2 separate regions of the Homo sapiens genome follow, and region 1 is linked to region 2. Evidence: read pairs that join two places in POLR2A ChIA-PET (ENCODE). Cell type or tissue: endothelial cell of umbilical vein. All regions are shown on one strand. Each heading gives the region's core, and the rest is flanking DNA. Links, peaks and the distances in the headings are about the cores only. Region 1 has its middle 47 kb from the start of LINC00605. Region 2 has its middle 30 kb from the start of LINC00605.

Region 1 (5,373 bases), core at 236-5,235, 77 kb before region 2:
CAAATTTCGATCTTATTAAGAGCTATTAATAGTTTCCACAAATCCTTATGTTTAGCTCCTACAACGAGCCATATCATTTGAGGTTGAGGTGCCACTATACTGCCATGGTTCCAGATAATAGGAACTCTTGTCATATGTTTTATCATTTCTGCCATCTGATCATTTTGTTCAGATCAGCTGAACATAGTGTGGTTGTGGCACGCAGACTGAGAGGTGCGATTTAAGCTAAACATGCCCTTAGGGGACCAGTCCATAATGATTCCATAGGAATCTCTGCGCAGCACCTCTGCCTGTTCTGCAATGCGGTCTTCCTAAACAAGTATGTTCATTATTTCTGGCCAGGTTCTATTTTGTTTACAAATAGGTTTTTGAGGACGGTATGCCTCAATTATAGGAGCAGATTTATTATGGTAAATACCAAGATCAGAAAGCATGTGTAACTGCGTCATAGAGTGATTACGTTCAGGCATTATTGCCAGCCAAGATTGATAAATATGCCCAATAAGTATAATTGTTCTCTGTGTCAGCCCTTATTGAAGGAATACTCATGGCAATGGTGATCATCGCTATCATAGCTACCATTAAATTACTCATTGTTACTGGTTGTCCCACTTTCCTCAGGTTTTCTTCTGCCATCTGTGACAGCTTCTTGGTCTGTCCCCAGGTGGGTGGCTGTGTTCAGCAGGTGTTGCTTGTGACAGTTGGGGTCCTCCTCAGCGTCAGCCTCAACATGGCTGCAACCAGGGGGTCCTCGGGATCCTCCCAGAATCTCTTCCTCATCATCTGGCTCATGATAAGGTTTCAGGTGTCTTGATGGTATCCAAATCGGCTGTTGATTCGGTCCTGGAGAAACACAAGCACAACCTCTACCCCAAGTTATTATTTTACCTATTTTCCAACTTTTTGTTATTGGATCTCTCCACCAAACCAGTTGTTCTGCTTCTGTCTTTGCAGCTGGTTTCTGTAGATGCTGTTCAGCTGCTGATAACATCTGGCCTTTGGGCAGGCTCAAAAAATTTAAAGTTAATAATGCTAGGTTCAATTGTGTATGGGCTGTCCCATAATCCCTGTTTCTCCTCCTTTTTTGTCTTTGTCATCAGTTGTTTATCTGTATGATATAGTAACTGAGCATTTTTAGTTAACTGTGTGGAATGAACCAAGTATGAAGAATCAGAAACCACATTAATAGGCATATCGAAAGCAGTCAACACCTCAATTACAGCTACAAGCTCCGCTTTTTGAGCTGAAGTATAGGACGTCTGGAAAACTTTACTTTTTGATCCAGAATAAGAAGCTTTACCATTACTAGACCCATCTCTAAAACAATGAAAACTCTTAGCAGGCTGCAGGTTGTTTACCGTAGGAATTGTAAATGCAAACCATTCACAGCCTTGCTCAGCTAAAGGGATAGTAAAGAAACAGTATTTTAAATCTATAACTATTAAAGGCCAGTTTTTTGGAATTATAGCAGGAGAAGGCAAGCCAGGCTGCAATGCTCCCATAGGTTGTATAACTGAACTGATGGCTCTTAAGTCAGTTAACATTCCCCATTTACCTGACTTTTTATTTTTATGAAAACTGGAGAATTCCAAGAGGAAAATGTTGGAGCTATGTGCCCATTTTCTAACTGTTCAGTAACTAATTTCTCTAAAGCCTCCAGCTTCTCTTTACTTAGCGGCCATTGTTCTATCCAAATTGGCTTATCTGTTAACCGTTTTAAAGGTATAGGTTCTGGAGGCTTAACAACGGCCACCATCAAAAATGACATCCCAATCTTTGGCAGGAACTTTGTCTTTCTGCTTGAAGCGGTTTTTTCAAACCTTGCAAATTTTTTGTTCTAGTCCCATACCAGGGACATGCCCCATTTCACGCATCATATGTTGATTCTGAGGGCTATATAATTGTTCTGGAATTAGAACTTGTGCTCCCCACTGTTGTAATAAATCTCTCCCCCATATATTTACAGGTACAGAAGTTATAATTGGTTGAATAGTGCCAGGCTGTCCATTGGGCCCTTCACAGTGCAAAATATAACTACTTTGAAATACTTCGGGGGATTCACCAACTCCAACTATGTTAAATTGAGCAGGTTGAATTGGCCACGTCGACGGCCAGTGCTGTAGATAAATGATGGAAACATCCGCTCATGTATCTATCAAACCTTTAAATTTCTTTCCCTGAATAGTTATTTCACAGGTAGGATGTTTATCAGTAATTTGATTCACCCAATAAGCTGCTTTGCCTTGTTTATTTGTGCTTCCAAATCCTCCTGTTTATTTAATTTCACTTTTTCCCATTCCCACATATGGCACGATCAGGAGCCGTGCTATGCGCTCTCCTGGCTCTGGTTTCCAGGGAACAGAAGTAGATATAACAGTTTGAATTTCCCCATCGTAACCTGAATCAATGACTCCTGTATGTATTTGTCCCCTTTTAAACTTAAACTAGACCTTCCTAAAACTAATCCTATTGTCCCCGCTGGCAAGGGTCCACAGACTCCTGTTGGGACCTTTTGCGGGGGTTCCCCAGGCAGAAGCCTCACAGCTTTTGTGCAGCATAAATCTACTGCGGCACTACCGGCTGTGGCGGGGGACAGACATTGTACAGGGTTGAGGGAATGGCCTGAGCTGGAAATGCCCCGGTTTGGAATGGGGCCCGGGACAGGCCCCTCATGGTGTTTCCCAAAATCGGGTTCCTATCTTTATCAAACTTAGAGTGACACCGATTAGCCCAGTGTTTTCCTTTTTTATATTTTGGACGTATTTCAGGCTCAGCAGTTTTCTTTCTTCCCTATCTGGCAGCCTGACTCGCTGACTTTTTTCTACACTATTTTTTAGTATGACCCAACAGAACATGCTTCCCACAGTTAAAACAAGCTCCAGGAAATGGAGCATTTCCTTTCTCCACTCTCAATCCTGCCATTGCCTGTGCCAACAAAGTAGCTTTATGCAGATTACCTCTGATAGCATCACAGGCCTTGATATAATCAACTAAATGTGCTTTCCCTCTAATAGGTCGCAGAGCAGCCTGGCAATCGGGATTAGCATTGTCAAAAGCTAATAACTGCAGCACTATCTCCTGAGCAGCCGAATCTGCAGTCACCTTTTTAAGAGACTCCTGTAACCGAGCTATAAAATCAACATATGGTTCTTTGGGTCCCTGTTTTACTGCACTAAAGGAAGGGTATTGTTCTCCGCTTGAAGTGATTTTTTCCCCCAGCTCTAATGCACACTCCCCTAAGCTGTTCTATGGCATCATCCTGCCTGACCACTTGGGCATCTAAACCAGCCCAGCCGCCAACCCCCAAAAGCTGGTCTGCAGTTATATTAATTCGAGGTTGGGCCTGGGCATTGTGAGCAGCCTGAATGGAAGCTTCATCTGCCCACCAAGTTTTAAACTGTAAGAACTGAGCAGGAGTCAGACAAGCTCGAGTAAGAGCGTCCCAGTCAGTAGGAATCATCTGACTGGAAACAGCAACATTCTTTAACAGTCCCATTACAAAAGGAGAACCTGGTCCATACTGATTTATAGCTTGTTTAAAATCTTTGAGTAATTTAAAAGGAAAAGGCTCAAATGTAGCTATAATATTTCCCTGTTGATCCGGGGGTGTATTGTAACGGAACTGCCAAGCCTCTAAATCACCCTCTCATCTAGCTTGCTGAATTCCTGCCTGAATAGAACTAAGAGCGGTCGCTCGAGGCGCTGCTCAAACTGTCACTGGGGCAACTACTTTTCGCCCAGTGTCCTCTGGAAAAGAAAGATCTGGAGGGTCTTTTTCTTCAAAATAATAAGGAGGGGGTGCAGAAGGGTAGGGATGAACCTCTCCCTCCTTTGCCGCTTTAGCTTTAGCTGGCAAATAAACCTACTCTGTAAACTCTTCTGTTACTTCATTATACTCTCCTTCCTCCTCATTACCAGTGTGAAGAAGTTCCACAGTGGAACGAACCACACCCCACACCTGCCCCATTGTTACCCTGATGCTTCTGAGCTCCCCTTCTTACTCACCACGGGGACTGCTTTAAGAGTACTTGGTGTCCTCCAGCTTAGTTCCACGTTCTCCAACCATCGCTCCGGCGACCCTTTGACCTGGATTCGAGCCCCCACGAATGGACGCCACTTGCCGAGACCAGCTCGGTCAGGGACACCCTAACCCAGCAGCGCTAGAGGAATTAAAGACACACACACAGAAATATAGAGGTGTGAAGTGGGAAATCAGGGGTCTCACAGCCTTCAGAGCTGAGAGCCTCGAACAGAGATTTACCCACGTATTTATCAACAGCAAGCCAGTCATTAGCATTGTTTCTACAGATGTTAGATTAACTAAAAGTATCCCTTATGGGAAATGAAGGGATGGGCCCAAATAAAGGGATGGGTTGGGCTAGTTATCTGCAGCAGGAGCATGTCCTTAAGGCACAGATCACTCATGCTATTGCTTGTGGTTTAAGAAGGCCTTTGAGCGGTTTTCCGCCCTGGGTGGGCCAGGTGTTCCTTGCCCTCATTCCAGTAAACCCACAACCTTCCAGCGTGGGCGTCATGGCCATCATGAACCTGTCACAGTGCTGCAGAGATTTTGTTTATGGAGAGTTTTGGGGCCAGTTTATGGCCAGATTTTGGGGGGCCTGTTCCCAACAGAATGTATAGAGAAAAAGAGAGTAGGGAGAGGACCTCCTACTGAAAGCATCAGTTATCCTGGAAGGAAAAAGAGATTCCCGTCATTTTATATCATCCTTCAGTTCACCTGAGACATCAGTTCCATTCCATGATTAGACAAACATTTAACATGGCCAGGCCTGGGTCACAGGCCCCTGGGGGTGGCAGAGCCTTGTTACTTCAGGATCAGAGACATCCACGTCCCTGAGAGCCTGTTAGTAAAGGCAGCACCTCAGCCTCACCCAGGACACAGGACACTTTGAGGGAAAGGAAAGAGTCTGCCCTGGCAGGACCTTGGGTTCCCAAGAGCCACAGCGAAGGTTAGACAGGATCAGGGAGGCCTGCATGACAGAGGCATCCTCTTGCTGGAGCTGCACACAGACAGCTTGTCAGCACAGCAGCCCCTAGAATGACGGCACTGGGGATCTGGTGAATGTGGTAGGGCCCTGGATCCAGCCCTACCTGAAGCTGTCCTGGGATGTTCATCTAAACGCACCACTAAGATGCCCCACTATGTCTTCTTTCTCCAAAGACCTTTTAAAGTTGGATTGTCTAGCACAGGCAACCAAAAGATTTTACCTAAAGCACTATCTTCCTAGCAGTGGGATTACTGCATCAGACTGAGCTTGTGAGGTCACTTTGAGCAAGTATGCACCACAGGAGCCTCCTGGAACCGCAAAGGGGAGCTGGCCCCATGTGCTCTTCTACCGGGCAGGGAGTCTG
Region 2 (5,373 bases), core at 213-5,212:
ATTTTTCCCTCTTAATCCACCAGTTCCACTGTGAGTAGAGCCCTTCACAATTACGGGCTTCATTCAGGGGTGTCAGTGCTAACCTTTCACAGAACAAGGCCTGGTTCCCCATCCTAATATGGCCGTTGAAATGGAAGTGTCTTGGTTACCTGGCCTAGCAAATCTCCCCAGGGCCACTGTAGCATCTGTGTCAGCTTAGTGCCTGCTTTGCAGCTCCTTTTCATTTTTGGCCAATAGAGTTTTCCCTTGATTAGGCTCTCAGCCATGAATGAAAGGACGTTTGGTATTTCCTCCAAAATTTCCTAGCATGCACTGCGGGAGGTTTTGTAGGGAACCAAACCCATCTCACTTTTGGACAGGACAGTGGCATTTGTTTTGCAATAACTGCTTCTACCCTGTGTTCAGAGTGGCAGACAGAGGACTCCGAGGGTGGACGTCACAGTGGCTGTGACCCTGGCTGTCTGGCTTTCCTCTCTGCAATGCCAGCAGATTCTATGGCTCACTTTCCACAGGTCCTGAGCCTGAGAAACCTCAGGAATGCAGGTAGAGCCATTACCCTCTGTAAGAATGACACAGCCCAGCTAGGATGGGGTCATTGCAGGGACAGCCTCCTCCCCAGGGAGCTGGGAGCACAGGTTTCAGTGCTGGAGAACTCACGGGTCAGAGTCTTTGCCTCCACTGGAACTGGAGAAGTGAGCAGGAATGCAGGCAGGAGGCTGTCAGGGTGCAGGCAGGAGGCTATTGAGGTGCAGGCTGTGGGGGGTGCAGGCAGGAGGCTGTGGGGGGGTGCAGGCAGGAAGCTGTGGGGGGGTGCAGGCAGGAGGCTGTGGGGGGGTGCAGGCAGGAAGCTGTGGGGGGGTGCAGGCAGGAAGCTGTGGGGGGGTGCAGGCAGGAGGCTGTTGGGGTGCAGGCTGTGGGGGGTGCAGGCAGGAGGCTGTCGGGAGTGCAGGCAGAAGGTTGTAGGGGTGCAGGCAGGAGGCTGTTGAGGTGCAGGCTGTCGGGGTGCAGGCTGTGGGGATGCAGGCTGTGGGGTCCTGTCTCATGGCCCAGTCAGTGACTCGTCCTCCTGGGTCTCTGGGCTTCGCGCCTGATTGATCATCGGAATCACTGCAGGCAGGGACGGGGTGTTGAAAACTCGGGTCTTTATTCAACATCCCCATTATTCTGATTTGCTGGGGCTGGGGCTAGGGCTGCGCCAGCATCTGGGCCCTGGAGGAGACCCCTTGGGGGTTTCTGCAGCACAACCCAGCACTGGGATCCCCTGCTCCTGTGGGGAGAACACGGCGGATTTTCAGTGGCCAGGAGGGAACGCAAAAGTGGATGGACTCTTGCTCTAAATTGTCATTTCGGCTCTCCCAGACTCCTGGCAGCCAAGGAGAAGGAAGAGATCCTGACTTCGTGTTGAGTGAGGCTTTGTAACTGTCCCGACATGCACACACCTCATATCATGTGCCAGGTGGGGGAATTCAGCGGCAGAGAACTCTTGCATTTCTCTCCTTAAATGCCTGTTCTTCGCAGACCTGTGAAAACTTAGAAATAGTTAAAAACAGGCCGGGCGCAGTGGCTCACACCTGTAATCCCAGCCCTTTGGGAGGCCAAGGCGGGTAGATCACTTGAGGTCTTGAATTCAAGACCAGCCCAGCCAGCATGAAAAAACCCTGTCTCTACTAAAAATTCAAAAATTAGCCAAGCTTGGTGGTGGGTGCCTGTAATCCCAGCTACTCGGGAGGCTGACGCAGGAGAATCTCTTAAACCCGGGAGGTGGAGGTTGCAGGGAGCTGAGATCGTGCCACTGCACTCCAGCCTGGGCGACAGAGCAAGACTCTGTCTAAAAAAGAAAAAAAAGAAAGAAAGAAATAGTTAAAAACAAAACGGTTCACTGTCTTATCTTCCTGTTGCAACAGAAGTCACTGGTAATCTCTGACAGTTCAGTTAAACAGACTCAATTCAGATTTTAAGACAGTCTCTCACAGTTTTAAACCACATAAGATGTCAACGAAAAGAGTCAAACTCGGTGAAAGATTCGAAGAGATTTATTCTGAACCAAATATAAGTGACCATGGCCCATGACCCAGCCCTTGTGCCCAAGGGGACCAGGGCGTAGCCTCCGTTTTATACATTTCAGGAGACCTGAGACATCAATCAGATTCATGTAAGAAATACGTTGGTTCAGCCTAGAAAGGCGGGACGACTTCAAGTGGGGGACTTCCAAGTTATAGGTAGACTTAATTTAAAATTTTTCTGATGGCAATTGGTTGAAAGAGTTATTATCGGCCAGGTGTGGTGGCTCATGCCTGTAATCCTAGCACTTTGGGAGGCTGAGGCAGGCAGATCACGTGAGGTCAGGAATTCAAGACCAGGCTGGCCAACATGGCAAAACCCTGTCTCTACTAAAAATACAAAAATTAGCTGGGTGTGGTGGTGGGCGCCTGTAATCCCAGCTACCTGGGAGGCTGAGGCGGGAGAATCACTTGAATCCGAGAGGCGGAGGCTGCAGTGAGCTGAGATTGAGCCACTGCACTCCAGCCTGGGTGACAGTGAGACTCCATCTCAAAAAAAAAAAACGAGTTATTATCAATAGAAAGGAATGTCTGGGTTATGATAAGGGGTTGTGGAGACAAAGCTTTTATCCTGCAGATGAAGCCTCCAGGTAGCAGGCTTCAGAGAGAATAGCTTGTAAATACTTCTTATCAGGCTTAAGGTCTGTGTTGATCTTAAACACTGGTTGGCTTTTCCAGAACTCACAAAGGGAGGAGGGCATCGTGAGGCATGTCCCACCCTGCTTCCTGGCATGGTCTGAACCAGTTTTTCAGGTTAGCTTTGGAGTGCCCTGGCTGAGAGGTGGGGTCCATTCTGATGGATGGGGAGCCTCAGAATTGTATTTTTGGTTTACAAAGAGGACTTCTGATTCTGGTCAAAATGGGACAAGGACCAGGTTTACCCTCTGCTCTGAAACAACTGAAAAACCTGAGGCTGGGCGTGGCTCACATCTCTAATCCTAGCACTTTGAGGGGCCAAGTTGGCACATCACTTGAGGCCAGGAGTTCAAGACCAGCCTGGCCAACACGGCAAAACCCCATCTCTACATTAGCAGAGCACGGTGGTGTGCTCCTGTAGTCCCAGCTACACGGGAGGCTGAGGCACAAGAATTGCTTGAACCCGGCAGGTGGAGGTTGCAGTGAACCGAGATTGCACCACTGCACTTCATTGGGTAAAAGAACAAGACTCTGTCAAGACTCTGTCAAGAGCCTGGGTGACAGCACGAGACTCTCTCTCTAAAAAAAAAAAAACAACCCTGAGAAAGAGAAAAATCTACAAGACGAGCTTTCGTGACACTGAGCGTCAGGCAATGAAGGAAAACGGGAATCAAGTGGGGTGAGCCCTGAGATGCCCGGCTAGCCGCGTGGAGAGTCTCCAGGCCATGGGGTAAGGAGACGGGACCAGCCTCCTCCTGAGCGGAGCACAGCCAGCTGGGAGTCCAGGCAAGCCTAGGTGGCAGGATCCACAGGGCGGAGCAGGAGGACAGAGCGCTGCACAGAGGGAGCCGGAGGTCTGCAGAAGGTTCCCACGAGTGTTCAGCCGAGAACCGATCAGTACGTGCGTAAGGGGAACCTGCCTGAGCCTGGGGAAAGAACCACCGCAAAGGATTAGAAGTCGCAGTGTCTGGTGCTCACCCAAGGCTGGGAATAGTTGCCTGTTCCCATCAGCCAGAGTGGAAGAACTCGTGCTTCACCTGGCATTGGTAAGGGTCCTCAGAGGGGTCTCAGCTCAGGAGTAGGGAAAGTTAACCCTAGGCTTGATGCTGCTTGGGTCTCATCTAATGGAGTTCTCATGCAAGACCCAAAGGGCCAATCTTTCCAAGTAACTTGGAAAAAGTAACTCGGTGCCTTGATCTGAGGGGATCGTCCGACGGAAGCTCCAAGTTTTTAAATTTTTTTCAGAGACAGGGTCTCGCTCTGTCACCCAGGCTGGAGAGCAGTGCTGCGACTGTGGCTCACTGCAGCCTCAAGCTCCAAGGCTCAAGCGATCCTCCCACCTCGGCCTCCTGAGTAGCTGGGACCACAGGCCCATGCCACTAAACTCGTGCTTTTTAAAAAGAAGGTTATATGTTGACATGATTACAAGACTTCCCAGATTTCAAAAGTGTTTCAACCAGCACTTTGGTGAAAAACGTTGGAGTCTGTGTTTCCCTCGCACTGACTTTTTGCATTGCTTGGTGTTAGCGAGCTGCCCCGCCTCCTCTGTAGTGAGAAGTGGGTCATAAATCACCCACCCGTGGCTCAGAAGAAGTACTCAGGACCTGGGTGAAGGGGCAGGGAAGGGATGGACCCGGGAGAGGGCTTGTCCCACCACTAGGGTGAGAAAGCAGCTCCGCGGAAGGGAAACTGCGCCTCTGCAACTCCCCAGAGAGCCTCCCGCAAGGCCTGGACCTGGCTGAGTCCCCGCGTGCCCTGGGGTAGGGGCTCCCATAGCCCCCAGAGCTTCCTCTACAGCCAGTTTGTGCTGCCCACAGTGGGCCGGGGCCTCTCCCCCTGGGAAGCTGAGTGTCCCACAGTCCTGGGCAGTCCTTGGGGCCACCACCTGGCAGAGGTGCTCCCTGTAGTGGTCACAGCCTTCGCTGGAGCTGCCTGAGGCTGTCCTGCCTTTCCCAGGACTTCGCTGGGACTGCTGGCCTTTGGAGGAAGCTGGGAAGCACCTGAGCACTCGGGAGAGACTGGGCTAGTCTGGAGCTGTCTCTTGGTCCCCAGGGTGAGGGATGGGAGGGCTGAAGCTTGGTGAACAGGCTCGACCTGGACACATGTCATTGAGACAGCATCTGAAAGGGGCAGGCAGAGCCGTGACAGCCGGGACTTCCAGGGCGTTGCCACCAGCTATGGGGGAGTGTGCTGGGCCGTCCCGCTCCTGGGGAAGGATTTTCCATGTTCTCGTCTTACAGGAGAGAAAAGAGCCGACGAGAGACCCAGCCAAGTCCGTCCCAGGGGCTGTGTCACTCTGCTTGGGTATCCCAGGGGTGACCCAGCTTCTGTCCCCTGCCCAGCTGGCCCCAGTTCTGCTTCCCGGGGACTCAGACCTTCCCTCCCTTCAGTGCAAAGGGGCAGGGTAGGTCCTGGGCCCGCAAGGCCAGGCCTCAGTTTCCCCTTCCTCGTGACAGATTTGGCCCCGCCGGCCCCTCAGCCCACCTGGCTTTTGTCCTTGCAGCCTGGATGCCCTATTTCCTTGGGGACCCCAACACTGTTTTTTCTTTAAGTGAATCTAGAAAAACACATGGCCACACAGCCCTTGCCAAACAATTCCAGAACAATCCTTGGATCGCTTTGGAAAAAGTAAGCATTCCCCTTCCTCTCCCACTCTTCTGAACTCCACCCACCCATG

What was found. ChIA-PET counts read pairs that join two places held together with the same protein. Peaks named below come from ENCODE experiments on the same cell type or tissue, not always from the same donor. Only the 100,000 strongest peaks of a DNase experiment are listed, where the experiment ranks them.
Region 1: POLR2A ChIA-PET joins it to region 2 with 5 read pairs; 2 of 35 experiments call an interaction of 5 or more read pairs at or near these places.

Annotation. Positions count from the first base shown.
Region 1 is chr14:103,233,256-103,238,628 of GRCh38, reverse strand. No RefSeq gene overlaps it. Among named protein-coding and RNA genes, the nearest start is that of LINC00605, 47 kb to the right of the region's middle. In endothelial cell of umbilical vein, for the core only: no CTCF peak of the experiment used is centred there; DNase peaks (open chromatin) are centred at 2,878 and 3,568; H3K27ac peaks cover 1,053 bases.
Region 2 is chr14:103,156,281-103,161,653 of GRCh38, reverse strand. No RefSeq gene overlaps it. Among named protein-coding and RNA genes, the nearest start is that of LINC00605, 30 kb to the left of the region's middle. RefSeq lists enhancers at 4,087-4,824, 4,825-5,373. In endothelial cell of umbilical vein, for the core only: no CTCF peak of the experiment used is centred there; no DNase peak of the experiment used is centred there; H3K27me3 peaks cover 217 bases.